3 separate regions of the Mus musculus genome follow, and regions 1 and 3 are each linked to region 2. A link is a loop called in an ENCODE intact Hi-C map of the cell type or tissue named here. Cell type or tissue: heart. All regions are shown on one strand.

The links. Peaks named below come from ENCODE experiments on the same cell type or tissue, not always from the same donor. Only the 100,000 strongest peaks of a DNase experiment are listed, where the experiment ranks them.
Region 1: it touches region 2 in a loop (1.8-fold over the local background); 6 of 42 quality-filtered maps call a loop at or near these places.
Region 3: a loop joins it to region 2, with 9 times the contacts of the local background. A loop is called at or near these places in 6 of 42 quality-filtered maps.

What each region holds. Positions count from the first base shown.
Region 1 is chr2:154,798,108-154,806,107 of GRCm38, reverse strand. The region is part of intron 1 of Raly (hnRNP-associated with lethal yellow); the gene reads right to left. Among named protein-coding and RNA genes, the nearest start is that of Raly, 11 kb to the right of the region's middle. In heart, no CTCF peak of the experiment used is centred here; no DNase peak of the experiment used is centred here.
Region 2 is chr2:154,888,753-154,896,752 of GRCm38, reverse strand. Eif2s2 (eukaryotic translation initiation factor 2, subunit 2 (beta)) reads left to right here and starts at 3,847. Exons shown (of 9, transcript NM_026030.2): 1 at 3,847-4,063. The coding sequence starts at 4,049. In heart, a CTCF peak has its summit at 4,095; a DNase peak (open chromatin) is centred at 3,862; H3K4me3 peaks cover 2,637 bases; H3K27ac peaks cover 1,934 bases; H3K27me3 peaks cover 422 bases.
Region 3 is chr2:154,653,917-154,661,916 of GRCm38, reverse strand. It overlaps Chmp4b (charged multivesicular body protein 4B), which reads right to left and starts at 4,891. Exons shown (of 5, transcript NM_029362.3): 1 at 4,546-4,891. The coding sequence starts at 4,735. In heart, no CTCF peak of the experiment used is centred here; DNase peaks (open chromatin) are centred at 3,846 and 4,976; H3K4me3 peaks cover 3,254 bases; H3K27ac peaks cover 3,395 bases.

The DNA of each region.
Region 1 (8,000 bases), 91 kb after region 2:
AGGCATCCCCAGCACCCTGGCCTAGGATGTACACTCACCCTCATACCCAGTAAACTGATTAGACAGTTCTCAAATACAAATGACCCGTGAATATCTGAAAAAATAGTGACTATTCTTAGCCATCAGAGAAACAAAGTACAAGCTCGAAGGAGGATCTGGGGAGAAACTCCTGCTGGTGAGACTGTAGTCTGGTGCAGCCACTTATACTACAGTGTGGCAGTTCCAAGAAAGAAAAAGGGGGGGGGGCCTAAAATAGAACTATCATGTGGCCTATATACTGGATGTACACTCAAAGGACTCTAAGTCACATACTACAAAGGTACTTGAACATCCATGTTTATTGTGCACTACTAAAAATAGCCAGGAAATGGAACCAGCCACTGATAGATGAATGTATAAAGAAAATGTACTCCTTATACACAATGAAATTTTATTCAACCACAAAGAAAAGTAAAATCATGGCATTTGCAATAAAATGGCTACAACTGAAAACTATTATGTTTGGAGAAATAAACAAGACTCAAATAACCACATTTTACCTTGTATGTATATTGTAGGGTGTGTGTGGCAGGGGAGAGAGAGATCTTTCTGTAAGAGACTGGAGAAGAAAGGAACAGGGGAGAAAGCAGAAATGGGAGACTTTAGGGGAAGGGTGGGACCGGTAAGAAAAGGGCAGGGAGCATAAAGAAGGGCAGTAGGGAAGTGGGATAAGAACAAACTGCAATATATGTATGAAAGTGAATTAATGAAACCTGTTACTTTGTACACTAACCAAAAATAAATCTTCGTTCACATTTGTCACTCTTATAATGCACACCGGGGTTATCTCAGGGTCTAACTCAAGAAAAGAAAAAAAAAAGCAAAGACAACATGTATTCAGAGTCTAACAAGTAGGATGCCAGTTTTTAATCTCTGATCTAGAGAATAAAATACTCTGAAGAGATCTAGAATAGAAAGCATCTGGTTGTCTCCAATGTTAAAAAGAACTGTTTTCTCTTAAAAGGGCTGCATCTCCAAAGTTCACAACTAAAATTTTCTTTTATTTGCAAAAGAGCAAAACTGCCTTCATTAGATAACACTGGAGTGAATAGTCCCACATAAATGTTTGCTGCCCATGAAACAAGATGGTACTCCATTATTCTACTGCCTCTGGAGTTTTAAAATATTTCCACAAAAGCAAAAACACCTCTATCCAACAAGAGAAAAAAATCAGTTACCCATGAAATAGTAAGTGAATCCCAGGAAGATTTATTGCTAGAAAAACATTTGGTTTTTATTTAAGAAGTCTCCCAACTATATTTATGATCACAGAACATACCATTACTACCACCACCTCAACAGGACTCAACAGAAAATACTTTCATAGGGCTGAGGTAGAACTAAAAGAGATTTTGAAGGGGTCAGCCCATAACTTATCACCTCTGTGAGCACAAATACACGGTATTAAGTATGGCATCATTACAAAATGGGCACACAATTCACTGCAGCTATTAAAATGAAGACAGATTCAGTACCCAGGTCAGATTTTTTTTTTTTTAACAAATATTCAAACTGACCAGGAGCCTAATATCCCTCTGGTTAATGTCTCTAGTGGAAACTCCAAAACCCCTTGATCCTTTAGAAATGCCCTACAGACACAGAATCAAGAGCTGAGTACTATTTAACATTAGGGAGCAGCCAGGGCTATCTTTTTTCTCAGCCAGGTAATTTAAGGTACATTTTCTAATATTTGCTCATAGAACAAAGAAAAAAGGTTCTAAGACATGATCTACGTTCACGGCAGCCTTCGTTCACGGCAGCCTTCAAAGTGCTTTGGTAAAAAACGCCCAGCAAGGTTCCACTGGCAGGATAAAAGCTAACAAAGAAATGGTCGCTTTCCCCTAAGAAAATAGGGTGAAGACAGATGGGATCTCGGTGTTTCCCATCTCTTCTGCTTTAAGAAAAAACAAACAAGCTCTCTAGGTACATGGGAAGAAAATCTCAATTAAAAGAACAGCTCCATAGACTGACCTACAGGCAATGATTGATGTAGGAGGACCTAGCTCACTAGGAGTGATATCACCCCTGTGCAGGTGGTCCTGGATAGATAAGAAAACAGGCTTGAGGGGGTTGAAGAGATGGCTCAGCAGTTAAAAGTACTAGCTGCTCTTCCACAGGTCTTGAGTTCAATTCCCAGCAACCACATGGTGGCTCACAACCACCTGTAATGGGATCCAATACCATCGTCTGAGTGCGTCAGAAGACAGCTATGGTGTATTCATATAGATAAAATAAATAAATAACTCTTTAAAAAAAGAAAAAAGGGAAAAAAAAACAGGTTTGACACTGGAGAGAAAGCTCAGCGGTTAAAGGCTGCTCTTCCAAAGTTCAATTCCCAACAACCACATGGTGGCTTATAACCATCTGCAATGAAATCTGATCTTTTTCTGGTGTGTCTGAAGACAGGAACAGTATACTCACACATAAAATAAACAAATCTTTAAAAAAGAAACAAAAAAGCACTTGTTACTCTTGCAGACATCTGGGCTTAGTTCCCAGCACCCACTTGGTGGTCCACAAACATCTGTAACTCCACATCCAAGAAACTCTTCACTCTCTTTTGACCTCCATGCACACACACAGTGCACATACATACATGCAGGCAAAACATTCATACACATCAAATAATTCTAAATTTATTTATTTTATAAGAAAAAAAGAGAAAAGAAAGGAGGCCAAGTGAGCCATGGGTACAAGCCAGGAAATTCCTCTGTGGCCTCTGACTTCCCTGGATGATGGACCAGAAACTGTAAAATGAAATAAACCCTTTCCTCCCCAAGCCGCTTTTGGTCATGATGGTTTATCACAGCACCAGAAACCTAACTAACCTAACAGATCCCTCCTACTTCCCTCCTGCTAATCATTACCAGGAACATGGATGCTACTCTGGTCATTCATCTGTCTCTCTACTCAAGGTTCCCATCATACAAACCATCATCTATCTCTCTTCTATGAAAAGTAGAAGGGGGAAGGATTAATTTACTTTAACTGACAAAGAAAATGTATGAGTGTTGCTTCTAGATAAGTCTGGGTAATATAGTCCAGAAACAGAAATACTGGCATTTAATCACTTCTAATCATAGACAGAATATTAGAAATGAGGACAAAGACAAACAACATTCACTATCCTTATACAAGACCAACCCAACTCAGATATTTAAGTGATTTCTCCTGATTTTAGACCAGTTCAGACTACTCTTGCTGTCTCAGATAACTACAGCCCAAAGAGATCCCTCCCTATGGAAGCCCTGCCACTTACCTATTCCTTCTGACAATGCCTCATCGACTTACCATTTTACTTTATGTTGTACTTTTAATTTTAATACATTACCTCTTTTTTTTTTTCTTTTTTCTTTTCTTTTTTTTTGGTGTGTTTTGGTTTTTTGAGACAGGGTTTTTTTTTTTTTTTTTTTTTCTCTGTGTAACCCTGGCTATCCTGGAACTCACTCTGTAGACAGTCTGTCTGGTCTCCAACTCAGAAATTCCCCTGCCTCTGCCTCCCAAGTGCTGGGATTAAAGGCATGCACCACCACTACCTGACTTTTTTCTTTTTTAAAAGATTTATTTATTTATTTATTTATTTAATGTATTTAATGTGTACACCATTGCTCTCTTCAGACACTCCAGAAGAGGACATCAGGCCCCATTGCAGATGGTTGTAAGCTACCACGTGGTTGCTGGGAATTGAACTCAGGACCTCTGGAAGAAGAGCAGTCAGTGAGTGCTCTTAACCTCTAAGCCATCTCTCCAGCACCCCCTCATTTTCCTTACACAGTAAGGGAAACAGCTATAGAATATTAACACCCACCTTATGAGAAAATGGAATTTCAGTGAGAAAAATTATTTCTCCAGTTTATTAGTGCCATATAAATAGAGTAAACCTTCTTGTCCCAAGTTTAGTTGTCAAAGATAGGAAACTACCTCATTCTCAGCATTTTTATCTCCTCCAAAGACAAAGACATTTATAGGTCACTTAGAACCAGAAAATGCCTTGGTGGTCTCCAATTCACTGCCTTCAACATTATCTCTAACCTTAAAAACATGCTTCAACCTTCTTAATATTTTTTAAAAAGTATTTTTAAAGATTTATTTTTTAATTATTTTATTATCGTATTTTATGTGTATGAGTATTTTACCTGCATGTTTGTTTCTGTTTCTTTTTTTTTTTTTAAAGATTTATTTATTTATTTATTTATTATATGTAAGTACACTGTAGCTGTCTTCAGACACTCCAGAAGAGGGAGTCAGATCTCGTTATGGATGGTTGTGAGCCACCATGTGGTTGCTGGGATTTGAACTCGGGACCTTTGGAAGAGCAGTCGGGTGCTCTTACCCACTGAGCCATCTCACCAGCCCCTGCATGTTTGTTTCTATACCACTTTTTTTTTTTTTTTTTTTGGTTTTTCAATCTATATCACTTTTGTGCCTGGTGCCCACAGAGCATTGAATTCCCTGAAACTAGAGTTACAGACAGCTGTGACCCACATGTAGATGGTGAAAATCAAACTGGAGTCCTCTGGAACAACAGCAAATGTTCTTAACCACTGAGTCATCTCTCCAGTCCCATTAATTATGAGAGAGGTGGAGAGGGAGAGGGAGTAAGGTCTAGGAGCTGGTTCTCTCCTTTGATGGTGATGCATTCAGGATGCCAGGTCTATATAGTTACCCACTGAGCCATCTCAAGAACCAACTTATTCTTTTAGACCCCTCAGGCAATGCTAAATTGCTGGAAGAAACCATTGCCATAATCCACCAACCTAAGCAACTTTTCTCCCTTAAGAGATAGGGGTTAGGGCTGGCGAGATGGCTCAGTGGGTAAGAGCACCCGACTACTCTTCCAAAGGTCCGGAGTTCAAATCCCAGCAACCACATGGTGGCTCACAACCATCCGTAACGAGATCTGACGCCCTCTTCTGGTGTGTCTGAAGAGAGCTACAGTGTACTTACATATTAAAAAAAAAAAAAAAAAGAAAAGAAAAGAAAAAAGAGATAGGGGTTATAGCAGGGCGTGGTGGCGCACGCCTTTAATCTGGGGGGGGGGGGCAGAGGCAGGCAGATTTCTGAGTTCGAGGCCAGCCTGGTCTACAAAGTGAGTTCCAGGACAGCCAGTGCTATACAGCGAAACCCTGTCTCGAGAAAAAAAAAAAAAGAAAAAAAAAGGGGGGGGTTTTAATGGGATCAGGTGTAGAGAGCAAATAGGAAGAAAATTGGGGGGGGGGCAATCTTTAGGACTTGCATTCCAGAGACCTAGGACTGGGGGAGGCCCCAGAGACTCTAGCTGAGAATCCTAGCAGTGGGGGATACAGAGTCTGAAGTGGCCACCTCCTGTAGCCAGGTAGGACTCCCACATAGGACACCAACCCACCCACAAAATCTTTAACCCAAATGTGTCCTGCCCACAAGACGTAAAAGAACAAAGATGGAGCAGAGACAGAGAGAATGGCCAGCCAATGACTGGCCCAACTTGAGACCCATCCCATGGGTAAGAGCCAATCCCTGACAATATTAATGATACTCTGAATGAGAGCTTCACCCAGCAGCCAATGGAAACAGATGCAGAGACCCAAGGCCAAACAAGGCCAAGCTCTTGTGGAAGAGCTGGGTGAAGAGCTGGGGAAAAGGATTGATGGACCCAAAGAGGACAGGGACTCCATAGAAAGACCAAAGGAGTCAACTAACCTGGACCCTTGGGGGGTCCCAGAGACTGAACCTCCAACCAAAGAGCAAGCATGGGACTTAAGCCCTCTGCACATATGTAGCAGATGCGCACAGCTTGGTCTTCATGTGGGTCCCCCTGTCTCTGAAGCTGTGAATCTCATTCCCCTAAAAGGGCTGCCTTGTCTAGCCTCAGTGGGAGAGGATGGATCTGCTCCTGGAGTGATTTGATATGCCAAGGTGGGGTGATACCCAGGAGGGGGATACCCAAGAGCCCCCCACTTCTCAGAGGAGTAGGAAAGGGGAGCGGCTCTGTGGGGTGAACCAAGAGGGAGGGCTGTGATCAGGATGTAATAAATTAATGAAAAAAAAGAGTTCTTCACCATTAGAACCTTCATGTTTCCTCTAATTCTACTTCCATTTTCTAAGACTCCATGCAGCAAAGCAGTCAAAGAAGGCAGTCACAATGATGACCTTTGAGAATCACAATTTAATCACAATTAATAAATTACAAAAACATAACTCAAAATAACTGTATTACAAATAAAAGTCCTATTTTATACCAAAAGAATGTAATAATTTAATATGATATTTATTTCTCCTTATTCTTAAATCAAAACTAGACAACACCAAATCTTTCTGGAAGCCAGGCTAAGAACTGATACTAGAACTACAGAAGATGCTAGGCAGATATCTGGACCCTCAACAAGGTCAGTGTTCTCCCCTATCTTAATGTTCTTGACTTCACAGGCCAGGGACTAGGCTCATAAGATATGGACACATTGGATATGAAAGGTAAGCAACCTAGCTAGATAATAGGCAGAAAAAAAAGAAAAAGGAAAATACCAAAAACAAATCAATACACTAGAAATCAGAGAATCAAACTTCATTATCTAGTGACGTTACCCATCAATTATGCTATTTCCCATCTGAATTTACACCTCAGGTATCTGGGCCAGAGAAGCAAAGGGAAGAATGGGATACAAATTGTCACTGTTGTTTTAGTTGTATTTATAGAGTATTTGCCTAATGTTCTCATCATAATGGCCATGTAGCGGTCAAAGGACAACTTGTAGGAGTTGGCTGTTCTACATGTGGTTCCCAGGAATCAAACTCCAGGTCGTCAGGCTTAGCAGCAAATAAATTTCTTTACCCCATGTGCCATCTAACCATCCCTGATTTGTCTTACTTACCCCTTCAGAATGGAAAAATAACTGCAGATAAGGTCATGTCTTCCTTAATTTTGTTTTTTGTTTTTTTGTTTTTCGAGATAGGGTTTCTCTGTGTAGCCCTGGCTGTCCTGGAACTCACTCTGTAGACCAGGATGGCCTCGAACTCAGAAATCTGCCTGCCTCTGCCTCCCGAGTGCTGGGATTAAAGGCGTGTGCCACCACACGGGGCTATGTTTTGCTTAACTACTAGGAGAACACATAGTAGGTACACAAAATTGCTGCAATGACTAGATGAGCTTAGGAGTAGAAGATAAGCTGTTGGAATTTCCAAACATAATCATATTACATCACCAACATAGCACAGTACCCCTATTCATGACCCTAACTATAGAAAGGGCTATTTCAATTGGTGTGAAGAGCCAATTTAAGGTGAGACGTTAGGGTTTTAAGAAAAATTAATCTTATGTTCCACTGATTCATGCACAGCCCTCATTATTATATTGGCAGCACCATTTCTTAGGGGTAGCTTACTGCTATTTAGAAGAACAAAGTCCAAAAGCCTGAAAATGGTCTGTGGGAACAGCAACATATGACTTCTCAGTATAGCATGATCAAATCTAACACAAAGAAAATCTAGACTTACAAAAATGAGTTACAGAAATTCTACTGCTAGGATTGCTTTCACTGGCACAAAGAATTTCAAATCAAACTAGACAAACAGATCAAGAGAAACCATGCAAACATTGCCTTTAACTAGGCTTACTGAAATCTTTAATAAACAGGAGATAGCTAAATACCAGATAAATGCCTCCAGAATGAAGAAAAACTGGCCAAAAACATTAAGCTGCTAAACTTGGCTTTTTAAAAGAGAATATTTATTTGGAGTAGAGCAATCATTTTGGCTTGACAAACTGAACTATTCATTTAGATGTCATTTCAAGGGCCGGGTGTCCACAGTAGGGGTACCTATCTCATAAGGCTAAAACTGCAAAAATGCCTCCTTGGGAGCCAGGCACACACGCTAATCCTATCATGGAGAGGCAGAGAGGCAGGTTGATCTCAAGGCCAGTTTGCTCTGCCTAGCGAGCTCTAGGACAATCAGAGCTACAGGGACCCTGACTCAAAAAAACACAC
Region 2 (8,000 bases):
CGTGAATTCCCTTTCTCCATTTCTGTCACTTTCCCTTTTATTTCTACATTATTTTCCCATTTGTTCAGTCTTTATCTTCTGAATGAACAGGCTTTGCTGAAACTCCATCCACAGCTTCATTCTCTCCTCTTCAAAACCTGTCCACTCAGCAAGTTGAGGACTAGCCAGGGATATTTGTTGGATCTCAATAACCTAGGAAGAGAAAAGATGTGTCTATCACTGGTTCTCCACCAGGGGTGATGCTTATCCCAGCCCCCCTCCCGCCTCTCGCACCCCCCCCCCGCCCCCTGAGACATCAGGTAATATCATGACTGGAGGGAGTATGCTCCTGGCATCTTTGGATATTGACCAGGTACTGAATAGCCTCCATGCAGGGAACATCAACCTATAACAGAGTTGTCTTGTTCAAATTGCCAATAGTGTTGCTGGTAAGAGATCCTGCTATGCATAGATGCTAGTAGCTACAGACGACTGTGGTTTGGTGGCAGCAATTCAGATTCTCAAGGTAAAAGAATAGCCACCAGTATCAAACTGTCAGGGGTTCACTTTTTCTGTTGTCTGTATTTAACTGTGGATACACTTTCAATGCTCTACAAGCAGTTTCTTCATCTGGACAATGGGGCTAATAAACTATCTCTCTTGCTAAATTGTAAGTTCCTTGGAGGCAAGGATGTGCTCTGCCTAGATTAGGGACAGGTGTGCAGCAGGAAGTATTTCTAAATATTTGTGGGTTAACTCAGTTGTCTTCAGGCCTAAAGCAGAGAACATACTAAGGATTACAGAGCATGAGGAGAACAGCCTCGGGTAGTGGGCAGCTGTGCTGATGTTTTCATCTAGTGTGTGCCCGAACTAAGTGATTTCATAGAACATTGTTTTAATTTAATTAATATTTAGGGTGAGCCAAGATTCTAACACAACAATAAGTTTATACTTAGTGTACAGCAAAACGATCAGTAAGAAGACACTAAAGCCATCTTTTGTTTTTGTTTTTGTTTCTGAGACAGCATTTCTCTATGTAGCCCTGGCTGTCTTGGAACTCACTATGTATACTGGGCTGGCCTCAAACTCAGAGAGCCACTACTGCCTGGTTTGTTTGTTTCTTTATTTTGTTGTTGTTGTTGTTTAAGACAAGATCTCACCCCATCCTCTCGGGATCCATATTCTGGCCCACAACTCTGGCTGCTTTCCTAGAGGTCACTCCAGCACCAGGGACCCCAGACAGGAACTTAGCATAACTGTCATCAGAGAGGCCTCATTCAGCAACTTATGGAAACAGATGCAGAGACCCACAGGCAAACCTTAGGCAGAGCCTGGGGAATCCTGTGGAAGAGGGGGAGGAAGGATTGTAGGAGACAGAATAGTCAAGGACACCACAAGAAACCCTACAGAATCAATTAACTTGGGCCCCTAGGGGCCACAGAGACTGAACCACTAACCAGGGAGCCTGCCACAGAACTGACCTAGTCCCTCTACACATATGTTATAGTTGTGTAGTTTGGTTTTCATGTGGGACTCCGAACAACAGTAATAGGTTTTGCTGCAGACCTTCTGGGTCCCTATGTCTGCGTGGAACGGGGTCTCTCGACGCTGGTGGGCAAAGCTTGGATGAATGACAGACAGACACACACGCAGGAGAGTTTGTGTGGAATCTGAATGTAATTTTACAACTCGAGCATCAGACTTTTTATGCAGAGGACAATAAGGAAGTTGGGTGACATATTCGCAAGGTACAATTGAGGTGACCAGAATCTTACATAAAACAGAGGAATGCAAACACAAAAGGTCTAACCGGAACCACCCAGGATAGAATATATTGATAACAGCTGGGATCAACAAGGGCTCCACCTAAAATTCATTAATCTTAGAAGCCAGGGTCAAGGGCTTCCCGTCCTTGCCACAGTTCCTATTTTAGTCTCTTGTATAGTCTACCTTCTCCTTAGGCCATTGTAAATACGTGTGTATGGGTGTAACTCTGCTATAGTATCTATTCTGGTTTCTCCTTTGGTCTGAAACTTCCTTCTTTTTAAGTGATGGTAAATTCCTGTGTAAGGGAGTGACTTAGCTTTTACAATCTTGCTGAATTCTAAACCCTTGATCTTGGTCAAGGATGCCCTTGGACTGTTGGAACACTGGCGGAAGGCTTTAGCCATGTCAGAGCACTTATAGGAAAATACTGAAAGAGAGCACACGTGGATCCAACTCTAGACTAGTGCGGTAATGGAACTCGGGAATGAAAAATTAATGTATGGGTAGAGAACACTAGACTCCAGGAGGAGAGCTTCCTTGAAACTCTTTTGCCTCATGAGTGACTTTTAAGCCTTTCGGCTTGTCCAGTTGACTCGACCAGAGAGCGTAGCAAGGTTTTCTCTGACTCTGTTGCCTGCCTCTGGGATCCTTTCCCAGAGGCTAGGTGGGCTGCCTCACCCAGCCTTAATAGGATAAGATGCCTCTGGTCTTACTGCAACGAGTCATGCCAGGGCAGGTTGATATCAATGGAAGGCCTCCCCTTTCTGAAGAGAAATAGAGGATGAGTGAATGGGGGGTAGGGGCTGGGAGGAGAAGAAACTGTGGTCAAGATGTAAAGTATATTAATCAATTAATTGATTAATTTAAAAAGATAAAATCTTATGTAGTCCAGGCTGGTTATGAAATTCTGATATTCATGCCTCTACTTCTCAAGAGCTAGGATGGTAAGTGCTACCACACCCAGCTCAGACAGACCATTTTGTAATTCCAGTAGACCAAAACAAAGACAAACTCAGTAATCAGGTATGAATACAAAAATCAATCAAGAAGAACATTTTGCCAACTACAAAAATCACTAAGTACTTTCCCCATCTCTTCTAACGTGAGGGCTTTTTTTCACTAATCATAGATTAATCCTCACTTGATTCTTTTTATGCAAGAAGCATTAAAAACTTGATAATTACTCTCATCTCCTGATAGCATCTACTTACTTGAGCAGTCCCTTCAGTCACCTGAGTGGATCACCTGACGCCCCAGCTGAGCATTCTTTCAAACAGTGGGGCTTTGCAGTTCCCTGTGGTTACAAACACAGGTGTTTTTTTGTTGTTTTGTTTTTTAACTACAAGCGCATACTCCGAGGCCTTCCTAAATGGCAGCTGTATCTCCCCAGGGAAAATAGATGATACATCCAGAATTGTCTAGCAAAGACTCCATAAACAAGGAGTCATGTACCATATAAGGAAGCTTTAGTCAAAAAAGGACACATAATTAATAGTCCCAGATGATTATATCGCCTAGGACGTTGTAGTGTCTTTACTTATATGGTATGAAGTTCGTCAACAAGTTAATTACCTACTCTACACATTTCTCAACATAGCCCCTTTATTGAGCTAGTTAAGACTATTTCGAAGCTTCCTGACAGACTGTAGCTTGCTGGGCTGTTTCTCCTCAGAGGACGGCTTCGTTCCTCGGTCTAACTATGGAAAACCAGGGAAGAATCTTCTGAAGTAAAAAGCTAGAAGGTTAAACTTCTCACGAAGTGAAACGCTTCTACTGAGGTGCATTCCTCGAATACTAGACCGATTCTAGGGGAAAGCGTGAACTCAGCTCCACGGGTTCATATTAGGGTTTCCACTAAGTTAAACCTGAAAAATGGCCCCAAATTCACTTTACAAGCAACACAGCACTTTTCGAACCTCTTAGGTAACCAGCAGCACAAGAACCCGAACATCCTGACATGTTTAAAACAGTCGTGCACGCCCTCGAAACTCCCGAAGCGCACAAGCGCCGGTCTTTTCTAGCCAAACTACAAGTCCCAGTATGCCCGGCGCCGGGGAGTCGCCGAATAACTCGCGCCACGAGAAGCACGTAAGGTTGGCTTTACTGTACGCCTGCGCTTTGGCGAGCTCTGCGCAGGCGCACTTCCAACGTTTGAGAGGAGGGCGGGGTGTCGCTCCCTTTCGCTGATGCAAGAGCCTAGTGCGGTGCTGTGAGAAGTATCGGTGGGAGCTACGCTGACTCCGGGCCGTGAAGCCGACCGGTTTGACTTTTCATCCCTGCCGAACCCGCTCGAACTACAGCCATGTCCGGGGACGAGGTGAGAGGCTGAGCTGGAGTTAGGGCTAAGGACTGAGGCAGGAAGCCGAACCCACACCTGTGTGAGAAGCCGGGCCTGCGGCCTAGCTGTAGCCGGCCGCCATGTGGAGCAGCCCGGCCTAGGCGTCCCGGAGCTGTGGAGCCGGCGAGGACTCTGGATCCTCAGACTTGGTCTCCCTCGGCTCTCCTCAGGGCGGCGGCGAGGCCTGTCTCCCACGGTGATCGGCGTTTCGGAATGGAGAGCGTGTTGAGCCGTCCTCTCGGAAAGGGGTTGAATGCCGAGTTAGTTTGCCCGGCCGCCCCGGCATTCCTTTCCTCACACACATAGCCGCCTCGGCTCTCACGGCTGAGGGGTCAGGGTGCCCTGCGAGGCCCCTCTCGGTTCCGGTGGAGCACCGAGGTTAAAACTTTGTAGGCTGCCTTTTCCGGGCGGATATCTCGCTCCCGTTTCCCGCTCGAGGCCTTATTTCTTAAGACAGGAACCCAAAGAGCCAGAGGAGAAGATATTTTAAGTCTCAGGAAGTGACCACCTTTCGAGAAAAGTTTTCGGGCCCGAGTCCCAAAGTTTCCTTTACAGGCGAGGTGAGCAGGAAGGTCCGGCTGTGAAACTGACTGGGTTTGGATCTCAGAATTTTTCAAGCCCCGTCCCCCGTTTTATTGTGTCTTTTTTTTTTCTTTTAAATCTTTTTGGGTTTTGCCTTTTCCAGATTTATCCTAGTTCACATACCATTAAATGACTTTAAAGAAAAAAGAGTGGTCTTGGCTTAGATATTGCTTAGCATTGGGCCTAGAAGCCTAATCCTAGCCCCAAGGAAGTACTTTACGAAGAATTTGTGACTTACTTGACTTACAGGCCTAGGGGAGGGGTAAGAGGAATAGTTGAAGGTTCTGTGCAGAGTTGGCTTTTGAATGGGCTCTAGAAATGATCAGAATTTTCTCAACCAATGAGAAAACTGATCACAAGGCGTTTATGGTCAAGAAGGGAGAAAGTGCATAGAAAGTGAAGTATTCACTAGTTTGGTTGAAGTAGATGCTGGTTAGTTTATGGAGGACTTAGGTAACTACATTAAGGAATTAGAGATTTGTTTCATGGGAACTAGTTCTAGTTTAAGTTGGTTTCCAGGGTTCAGTAAAATAAATTCCTGTAAGTCCATTTTAGAGATGAGCCAATTGGAGCTTAGAGTTGTACAGTGCCTCTAATAAAATTCCAAGTGCCTGAGCTAGTAATAGAATCCCAGCTCTGTGCAGTATGCCTTCATCTAAATGACTAGGAGGCTCTTGCAAACTCACTAAACTCTGGAAGAGATAGATGTTTCTTGCTTGAAAGACACGTTAGACATTGCTCTTTGCTACTGCATTATGTGTTAGAAAAGTTCAGAAAGTGTTTAGCCTTTATTTCTACTCACGTTCCAGACTTAAAAATAACTACCTATATACAGCTGTGGTGTTCTGTGGTAAAGTGCTTATGGGTAGTAAGAGGTAATAGATAACACATGTAGTAACCAAACTTCGTAACTTAAAAATAACTACCTGTGTATTGTTATATTGTTCTGTCTATTGCTTCTGTGGTAAAGTATGGTGTAGGAAGAAGTAATGTTTAGACTAGTTTAAAGTTTTTTTTTTTTTTTTTTTTTTTTTGGTTTTTCGAGACAGGGTTTCTCTGTATAGCCCTAGCTGTCCTGGAACTCACTTTGTAGACCAGGCTGGCTTCGAACTCAGAAATCCGCCTGCCTCTGCCTCCCAAGTACTGGGATTAAAGGCGTGCGCCACCACGCCCGGCCTTAAAGTTTTATTGTTTTGAGAAATGTTACTCCATAACCAGCTGATCCAAATTTGCCATCAAGTTAAGATATTTTCTCCTCAAAAGTATGTCAGTATCAAGTTTGAGGACAACATCCCTGCCTGCCCCCCTCACCGTCCACCACACACAGTAAAGATAAGACTGAGGATGGCTTATTCTTAGTGTGCTAGGCATCAACAAAACTGAAGTAAAAAAAAAAATTAAATGTTTTGTTGTTGTTTGAGACGGGGTTTCTCTGTGTAGTCCTGGCTGTCCTGGAACTCTGTAGATGAGACTGGCCTTAAACTCAGAGGTACACCTGCCTCTGCCTCCAATTGCTGGGATTAAAGGTGTGCGCCCCCAACTGAGGCTTGATAGGAAACTTTTTTTAAAAATTATTTTATTTCATGTGAATTGTATATTTGCATTTTGCCTACACATATGTCTTTGTAAGGGTGTCGGATTTCCTGGAACAGTTGTGAGGTGCTTTGTGGGTGCTGGGGACTGAACCTGGATCCTCCGAAAGAGCAGCCAGTGCTCTCTGATTGTTGAGCAGTCTCTCCAGCCTCAATATGAAACTTTTTAAGCCAAAGTCTTAATGTGTATCTCAAGCTGGCAAGTGTGATCTTGTGATTTGGGGAGTTCTGCTTTGGGTGCTGACTTAGGTTTTCTGGTTTCCTTATGCAACTATTTTACAGGGATGTGTGAACAAAAATAAGTATTAATATGTTAAACATGTGTTAAGTATTCTAGGAACATAATTACAATGTGGCATAAGATTTCTGAGTGTTTACTACTAGCCTGCAGTCTACTTACTATAGACCTAAATTAGAATTTTCTTGAGGGGTGAAAGGTAACTAAAACTATCATCTGATCATTTTAGGATTTCCCCCTTCTTTGATCTGTCTTGATAAGGTATGATGGGTGTAATAGTGTGTCCCTATAATCCTAGCACTTGGCTTAGGAGTTCAAGACCAGCCACAAAAGCAAACTCAGAAAAAGCCACTAGTAAATCAGGGAAACTTAGACTGGAAAAAAAATGAGTGGATTGTAAGCTCTACCAGAATCAAAGTTTCAATGCCTGGAATTTTGTTTGCCCTTATGCCAAGTCTTCTTCCTACAGTATAGCTGTGTTCTTGACCTCTTTATAACAGATTGCAGCATTCTTTCCATGTGGGATTACCTCAGGCCCTGTAGTAAGTCAGCACTGGACTTGCTTTTGGTATTGGTGCTATATGAAAATTTCCATAATGCCTTGAACAGACTTGTCTGCTATGACAATTTACTTTATTACAAGGTTTCAGTCTTTCGATAGACATAAAGGAATTACAGTTAGTTATTAGAATCAATTTGGGAATTTTAAAAAAAACCAGTTTTGTTATGTCTGAAAAATCAAGTTACTCCTTAGTTGAGGAATCTTCAATGACAGGATCATTGTTAGTTATAACTACAATCAGATAGTTGATTCTCACAGTAACTTTGTCATGGTTGGTATCAGTTATCTCCATTGTACAGATGAAGATGTACAGATGAAGCATAGGGTAACCCACATGAGTTAGAGTCAGGATTGGACGCAAGGTAATTATGCTCCAATGTGCTTTCGATCACTACACAATGAACAAAATGATAAGCTTAAACATGATAGGAAAAAAAATACTTTGGACTTGAATCCAGTTCTGTTTGACTAAAGATTTTGCTTTCTTCACTAGCAGGAGTATGCCCTATATGTTCAAATTATTTTAAGGGATCAGTATAAACAGTCTACAGGTTAGAAATTAATTTTTCACTTGTTCTACAATAGATTTAGATGAAAGTGGCTTGTGAACACTTCACATTACATAGCAAAAAACAGTGAAGGATTCCTTAGAAAAATTTCTTACAGTAAGGGTTGCTGATAGGGTTCCATAAAAGTTAAGGTTGATGTGAATTTCAGCATAAATTTTTAATTTTTTTTAGAATATTTTGCTTACTGTTTTGATAGTTCCATAATGCAGACAATATATCTTTATTTTGTATTTACCTCTAACTTCTCCAAACACTCAACAGATGAAAAATTTAAAAACCAAGTCTTAGATTGTCTGGTGTTAGCATCTACTCAACCTTAAATAAAACGTTTATCATCTGCCTAGACATTGTTGGTCCTCACCCATAAATGAGG
Region 3 (8,000 bases), 230 kb after region 2:
CCACATCCTGGTCATACCTGATTCTCAGCTCTGAGCAGGGAGACTACGACCAGAGAACATAAGAATGAATATATAGCTTAAAGGTAAAGGAACTTGGAAAAAACATGTGACCCTCTTCTCATCTAACTGGAGCTACTACCTGAGACACACTGCAAATAATCCCATCTGGCTTGCATGCTGGCCTTGCAAAGGGCAGGGCACCAGCTTTGTAATGTGTATACCACCAAGACAGCTTCTGAACTTGGATCCATATTCTGATGGGCAGACTATGGTGCTGACTCAATTCTTCCCTTCTCAGCCCCATACGGGGCTTGCACACAAGGGGTATGTGGAGGGACAATGTCAGCCATGATAAGGCCCATGGCAATCACAGAAGTAAACAGAACACATGATGTCTCTGATCACTTGATCAACAAGTCTCTGAGATAAGATACATCGCTTTATAACCCTCACTTTCCTCCCTCTACACTGGGACAAATAAATACACCTTCTTTTGTGTGTGCCTGTGTGTAGTTGTATGAATACATATATGTACATGTATATAGATGCTAGGTCAAGGTTGAAAGGTCAAAGTTGAATAGCTTCTGTTAATCACCTTATTTTGGAGACAGGATCACTCGCTGAATCTGGAGCTCTAAAATTCAGAAAAGCTGACTGGCCACTAAACTATGGGCTCTGCTTGTCTCTGCCTTACCCCAGCTGGGTGACAGCTGGGTACACTGCTGCCCCTTCTCATGGGCGCTGGGGATCGAGCTCAGATCCTCATGCTTGTGTGGCAGGTACTTTACCATGAGCCATCTCTCCAGCCCCAAGTCTGGATATAGTTACACAATACTCATCCGTATCTAAATACCCACTGAGCATTAACTGTAATGCAGACGCTGCTGGGGATACAGCCATGACATGTCTGTAAAATCCCACCTCGTGGAGCCACAGGCGCTGTGGATGCTGTAACGCTCAGGAGAAAGCACTTTACAAACGTCAAAGGATTATCCTAGTATCACATGCAGACTTGACCTGTGCATCACCATACCCAGCTGCCCGCTGCCCCAGCTAAAAGCCTGGAAATGATCTTCCTCCTGTCTCAGTCCTGCTCACTCCAATAATCCCAGGTTATCACCAAGTCTCTTCTTGGGTGTGTATTTCTTTGTCCATTTCCATGTGTCTGTGCTGGGCCTTTATTCCCACCTGCTGGCACCTGTGTAACGATAATGTCGAGCAAGGGCTGATCTCTTACCATATGGCAAGCTTTGTGCTAAGAACTTTGCATGCACAGCATACCTCATCCTGTACTGCTGATGCTAGGACGTACAGAGCGGGGAAAGGCACAGAATAACCTGCCTGAGCACACAGTCAGGAGGAAGCTACAGCTCAAGCTCTGGTCTGTAAGATTCTGTCTTTGTTATGAGATTCCTGCTTCCGTCCCTCCCTGGTCAGTTTACACACCTTAGTTACACTGCTGCTGGAATGTTCTTTAAAAACCCAAGTAGATAAGATCTTCTCCTATAAAAGCACCAAAGGCTCCTCGGCATCTCCTGGATAAGATCCCAAGGCTACCAGCCAGTCTCCAAGGTAACCTATAGCCTGTCCAGTCCCAGACTCCAGCTAGGAGGCCCTTAAGCTGCTCCGGAATACACTAAACCCTCTGACCTCCCTCAATCTCCTTCCTCTGCAGAGCCTCCCTCCCTCCCTCCCTCCCTCCCTCCCTCCCTCCCTCCCTCCCTCCCTCCCCCCTCCCTCCCTCCCTCCCTCCCCTTCAAACGAGAACCTCTCCCTGCAGGGCGGTGGTGGCGCACACCTTTAATCCCAGCACTTGGGAGGCAGAGGCAGGCGGATTTCTGAGTTCGAGGGCAGCCTGGTCTACAGAGCGAGTTCCAGGACAGCCAGGGCTACACAGAGAAACCCTGTCTCGAAAACCCAAAAAAAAAAAAAAAAAAAAAAAAGAAAAAAGAAAAAAAAAGAACCTCTCCCTGTAACCTCAACCATCTAAACACACTTCACCACTGACTTCTAAAATTACTCCTGGCCCTTCCCACCCCCACATTTCCAATCCTGACTTCTTCCAGGAAGACAGGCAGTGTTTTCTCATTTCTGACATTCAGAGTCCCAGCCAGCAGTAGGTCAAGATATGAATGGTGTGCACATGGTGGTAGTAAAACCTCACAGCACTGTCTAAGGAAGTGGTTAGGTCCTAGGACAAGAATACATCAGACCTCAAAACAATAAAAAGAAGGGAAGCTTGCAGCAGCTCCTGTCCTCACAGGCAAACTCAAAAAGACAGAGAAAGTTCAACAATTTTCCTACAACTGAGTCACTTCTCCAGTCTCTCTACAAGCGTGTGGAAAGCCAGTTCGGTCCCCTATACAACTGCAGAAACTAAGCTAGCCTGGCCAGGGACCTGAGTTACTGATCTCACTGTATGGCAGGAGGGCAGTGTGCTCGGCGTCTGGGAGGCAGGAGAGGATGCATATTGACAACCCTCCTCCACTCCACAGTGAGGAAACAAACCTCCAACATGCAGACTGGCAAAATCCAGGACTCTAATTACCACTGGTGAAAAGAGGGTCCTGATTAAGGCAGAGCTGTCAGAGAAAAGGGCTGATTAGAGAACACAGCCCCGTCCGTTCTTCTCCACAGCTCTAACTGGTGTCCGGTCCACAGATGGATGCCTGCACCTTCCCTACATGCCCTTCCCACTCTCCAGACACAGCCAGATGCTTAAAACTCTAACCAGTGATTAGGACTGGCTTCAGAACACCCTTCAAAAGCTTTCCATCCACTTAGAATTCAAACTCTGATGTTAGCAATTCAAGGCCCACCCCTCCCTTCGCTTCCCCCACTCTCCCTTCAACCACTAGAAAGATACAGAGATCTTTCAACCTCTTAAAGCAGGCCAACTTCCCAGCCATTCCTCTGCTATTCTCCCAACCAAGAAAAATCCCCCCAAAGCTGGGTACTTCAAAAGGCCGCAGTTCAAACTTGAACTTTTCAAAGATGTTACCCTGACCATCCTACCAAGACAGCACCCTACTCTATCACTATGACCCCACTTCTTAGTCGTAATTAGTGCTCATCACTAACATCTCCAAATTGGTTAGTTTCTTCATGTAGTGTCTCCCCTACCCCCACCATCTTCCTTTTTGAGACAGTATCTCTCTTGTTGGCCATCTGGGCCTTCAGACTGCTCTGTAAACACGGATGACCTTGGCCCTCCTGCCTCCACCTCCCAGGTCTGAGCTTACAGGCTTTCAGGGACATGCACGGCTAGTACCTTTTCTTTAAAGCAGACATTGTTTGATATCCCTCTATGAATCAGACTGGATGTCCTGGGTACTCAGAATTCCCTCAATGTTTGCTATGATATTGGCAGAGGAGCAGCCCTCAAGATAGGTTATCATTGTGATACAAAACAAGCTAATGTTTCCCATGTTAGTTAAGCCCCTACTAGTACTGGATATTATAAACACTCTTAGGAGGATAAATCCACTAAAGGTCACAGTCCCGGAAGAAATTTCCCTGGTAACCTTCTGGGTTAAATACTTGTTTGCATGATTCCTAAGCCAGCCCCCCCCCCCCACCTCTCTCTATCTCTCAACTTCGGCCCACTCTCAAGGGGTGACCTGTCACGCTATGATTCATGCTCACATTGTTGTAACAAAAACACACATGAGCATTTTGACTTTCTTTACAGTCATTCACACATTTTCACATCCATCTCACTGAAGAAAACTACAAGGTACTTCCTAGACAGTTTCGATTCCTAGACAGGAAGCAAAGAAGCTTTCAAGTTCCAATCAACAACAGGACTGGGTCAACAGAGGCAGAGTCCTCGTCATTTCTGGTTCAGGAGGAACGGGGAAGTGGTGAGTCACAAGAGGGTAAGGCTTACAACACGGAAGCTCTGAGAATCACAGGGTTATCGACATCTTAGGTCTTCCAGTGGCCAGCTCCTAGCCGGTGGATGTGGAACTCAAAACTTAACAAGTACACTCAACAAGTGAACAGACAGAGCGGGTCCCAGAGGGTCTCTTCACTCCCCAGTTCTCTTTTTTCTCCATAAAGGAAGCTTCTCAAGAAGACTCCTAAGTCAGGGGCAGAAGGCAGCTCAGACGTCACCAAGGGCTCAGGAGAGGACAGAGGTGGACCAAGAAACACATAAATGATAGGGTGGGGCAAAGAAATGAACCAAGGTGGGGGTAGAGGCAGTGGCTGGGAAGATGGGTGAGGCCAAAGAGAAAAGAATACAATGGAACAGAGTGGAACAGACTGAGCAAAGTTAAAGTGCTGTGAGATCTGGGTCAGAAGAGGCCTGCCAGGGTAGGGAGAGTTTGAAGGGAGTCTGATGATGCAAGTGAACCGGCTCAAGGAGACCCAGAAGGAGTCAGATGGAAAGGGATCCCCGGCTCGGCTGGACAACGAAAGAAGTCTGGCCGGAGAGTTCCAGAGTCGAGAGAGACCCCGAAACGAGTTAGACAAAGTGGAGTCCGGGCCTGGGGAGCCTTAGGAGAGCCAGTGGAGAGTCTGATGGGGCCCCAGCCGTCTCACCGCGTTTATTTTTGGTGCCGTGCTTCTTGGCAGCCGTCAGCTCCTGTTCGATTTTCTTCTCCAGGAACTCCTGCTTCTTGCTTAACATCTCCTCCGTGTCCCGAAGCCGCTGGATGGCCTCCTGGGGGGTCGGGCCGCCCTTGCCCGCCTTACCCCCTCCAGCCCCGAACAGCTTCCCGAACACCGACATGGTTGCTGCTCGCCGCGCCGGCCTCCGGCGCCCACTCCGGCTCGGCTCGGCTCGGCTCGGCTCGGCTCCCGCGCCCACTCCCGGCCTGCCGCTCCCCGCAGCCGCAGGCCTCGCCTCCACCTCCGCCCCGCAGCTGGGCCCGGCCGCGCCACCTCCCACAGGCCCCCACGCCCGGGCCCGGCCGGCGTCAGGGCAACGCGCCGCTGACTACAGCTCCCAGAGCACCACGCGCCCGCAGCCCCTCGAGTCTAAGGGAGGACCGCGCGCTGCAAGCCGGGAGTCTGAGTTTTCCGGCTCCTGGCGTACTATGGCGCATCTTTTTAGTCTCGCAGAGGTCAAAGGGCAATGTGGCATGCTGGAAAATGTAGTCTCTTTGGAATGTGTTCCGTAGAGATGAAAGACCAGGAAGAGAAGAAATAACTATTACAAAAAGAGGGGTTCGTTGTGCTGGTCCGTGATAGAACCCTGGACCTAATTCACAGCACGGGAAGTAATAGTGATAACAACATCACTCATTTTCTATGATCTCTGGAACATAGTACTTTACAATCATAATCACATTTGATTCTTAAAGCAGTTTACAACAGATAATGCTGTTCCTATTTTGTGTGTCTGTTTTGGAACCAGACTTTCATGTAGCCTAAGCTGGCCTTGAAGTTCCTAAGGATCAGAGGCTGGCCTGTCTCTGCCTCTGAAGTGTTGGATCTGTGCTGTTCCTAATTTATATGTCAGTGAATCAAGCCCAGGAAACTGGCTGTCTAACTAGCTTACTTTACCAGACCGGTCAGTTCTCTCTACTTGGATGAGCTGTCATTCTCTTTATTCACCTAAGAGACCTTCTGAAACCTAAAATAGACTAACCACCTTGGCAGTGTAATTCAACAGCAAAGCTTCAAAATCAGCCTCGAATATTCATTTAGATACTTACTTCCTCTTGCTTTCCAAAGCTGTAAATTTGAAATTGTCACAAGTCCTCTTAAAAGAGTTTGTAAGTGAGATAGGAATATAAAGGGCCCAGCTGACTACAGGCACTCAAATAAAGATGTGTGTTTTAAACAGGACTTGGCAATTCATGCCTATAATCTCACATCTTTTGAAAGGCTGAGATAAGAGGGCTGCCATGTGGTGGCACATGCCTTTAATCCCAGAGGCAAAGGCAGAGGCAGGTAGATTTCTGAGTTATAGGCCAGCCTAGTCTACAGACTGAGTTCCAGGACAGCCAGGGCTATACAGAGAAACCCTGACTTGAAAAAACCTCCTGAATGTAATTGTATTTCTGGCACTGAAAAAAAAAAAAGAAAGAAAGAAAGAAAGAAAGAAAGAAAGAAAGAAAAAGAAAAAACCTCCTGTCTGTTTGAGTTCTGACCTGCTTTCATGATGATCAATGATATGGAAGTATAAGCTCAGTAAACCATTTCCTCCCCGAGTTGCTTTGGTCACAATAATAGTAAGACACTCTAGGAGTATAGAAAGTCATGTTTGGGGGGATTATATTAGAAAACTCAAATTTAACTTAAATACTCTTACCACACAATTGGCATCCGTCTCTGGGGAAGAATTTGAACCTACATTGGGACTCTTGGTTTTGTTGTTGTTGTTTTTTGGTTTTTTCGAGACAGGGTTTCTCTGTATAGCCCTGGCCATCTTGGAGCTCACTTTGTAGACCAGGCTGGCCTCGAACTCAGAAATCCGCCTGCCTCTGCGGGACTCTTGTTTTTAAAAGGGTGCTGAAAGCCAGGGGCAGTGTCTGTCTATAGTGGCTGACACAGGAAACCTGGAGTTCCAGGCTAGTGTGGCCTTCATAGCAAAATTCTGTCTTGATCTCTAAAAGAAAATGAAGACGGAGGAGGAAGAAGAGGAGGAGAAGAAAAACTGAGACATCCATGATGTCTGCCTAGGATATGGGTACATCGCGCTGACACACGGACAGCTGCCGCCATCTTGCCTGAGGATTTGCCTGCCGTGGCAAGACTCACAGAGTACATCGGTTAGACACCAGTTGGGCTTCACTGTTCTGGCCTTTGGGTCAAGTGCGGGTCCTTTTGAAAAGCTTTCTTAACTTCTAACACCTCCGTAAAAGCCATGTGACAAACAGGGCTGGAGTGCTCTCTGGCTGCTCTGCCAGGCTCAGTTCCCAGCACCCATGTATGCGGTGGCACTCACAACTGCAGCCCCAGCCCCGGGAGAGCCATCGCCCTCTCTGACCTCCTCAGACACCAAATGCACGTGTAGCACAAATATATACACACATGCAAAACACCCATATAATAAAAGAATCTTTCTTACTTAAAGCCTCGTGAAAATAAGCAGAACATGGGTTACCCTGAACGAAAGAACCAGGGCACGAACACTCAAGGCAACCTTTCTGCCTTCACCTCTCAAGTGCTGGGATTATAGACAGACATGAACCACCATGCCCAGCTGGGTATCTTTTTGCTTTATTATTTCCAGTGCTAGCGATTGAACCCAAAGCACAGGGAACTGTGCTGGGTATGCTTGTTTACATCCTTAATCCCAGCACTCAGGAGTCAGAGGCAGTCGTTTCTCCATGAGTGTGAGGCTAGCCTGGTCTGCGGAGTGAGTTCTAGGTTTCACACGACTACATAGTGAGACCTTATCTCAAAGGGTGGTGCTGGAAATTACCTCCCTGGAGAGTCAGGTTGGGGATAGGCCAGACCCGACCCAGCAGAACCTGAGGGGGGAGAGGGAGATGTGTGCTGGAGGGGACCTCTTCCCAAAGCAATGGTGGGTTCAATTGAGTCTCTGTAAACCAAGTGGAGGCACAGGATGGGCTCACAGACTCCAGTAGATGACCTTAGCCTAGTAGATGACCCATACTCTCCCCACTACACTCCAGTGGATGGAAGGAATGGTCCATATTCAACCCTTTAGAACATTCGGTGGGCTCAGCCCTCAAAGCAATCCAGAACCCCAACACTTGTCACGCGCTTCGCTGCTGTCACTCCACGCCTGGTCACCATCACCTCTTGCTTGGACTATTGCAGTAGCCCCTTGAAGTGTGCCCCACAATAACTTCCCAAAGACACCTATCCCCAGAGTGTCCCTTAAAGGTTGTGAGAGGAATAGTATTCTGGATTATCCAGTTAGACATGGTGTAATTACAAGGAGGACTGGTATGCAGGACGCTCCTCCTGACTTTGAAGAGGAAGCCAGGCCAAGCCAAGAAATGCTGACTTTAAGAATCGAGAAAGGGCTGGTGAGATGGCTCAGTGGGTAAGAGCACCCGACTGCTCTTCCGAAGGTC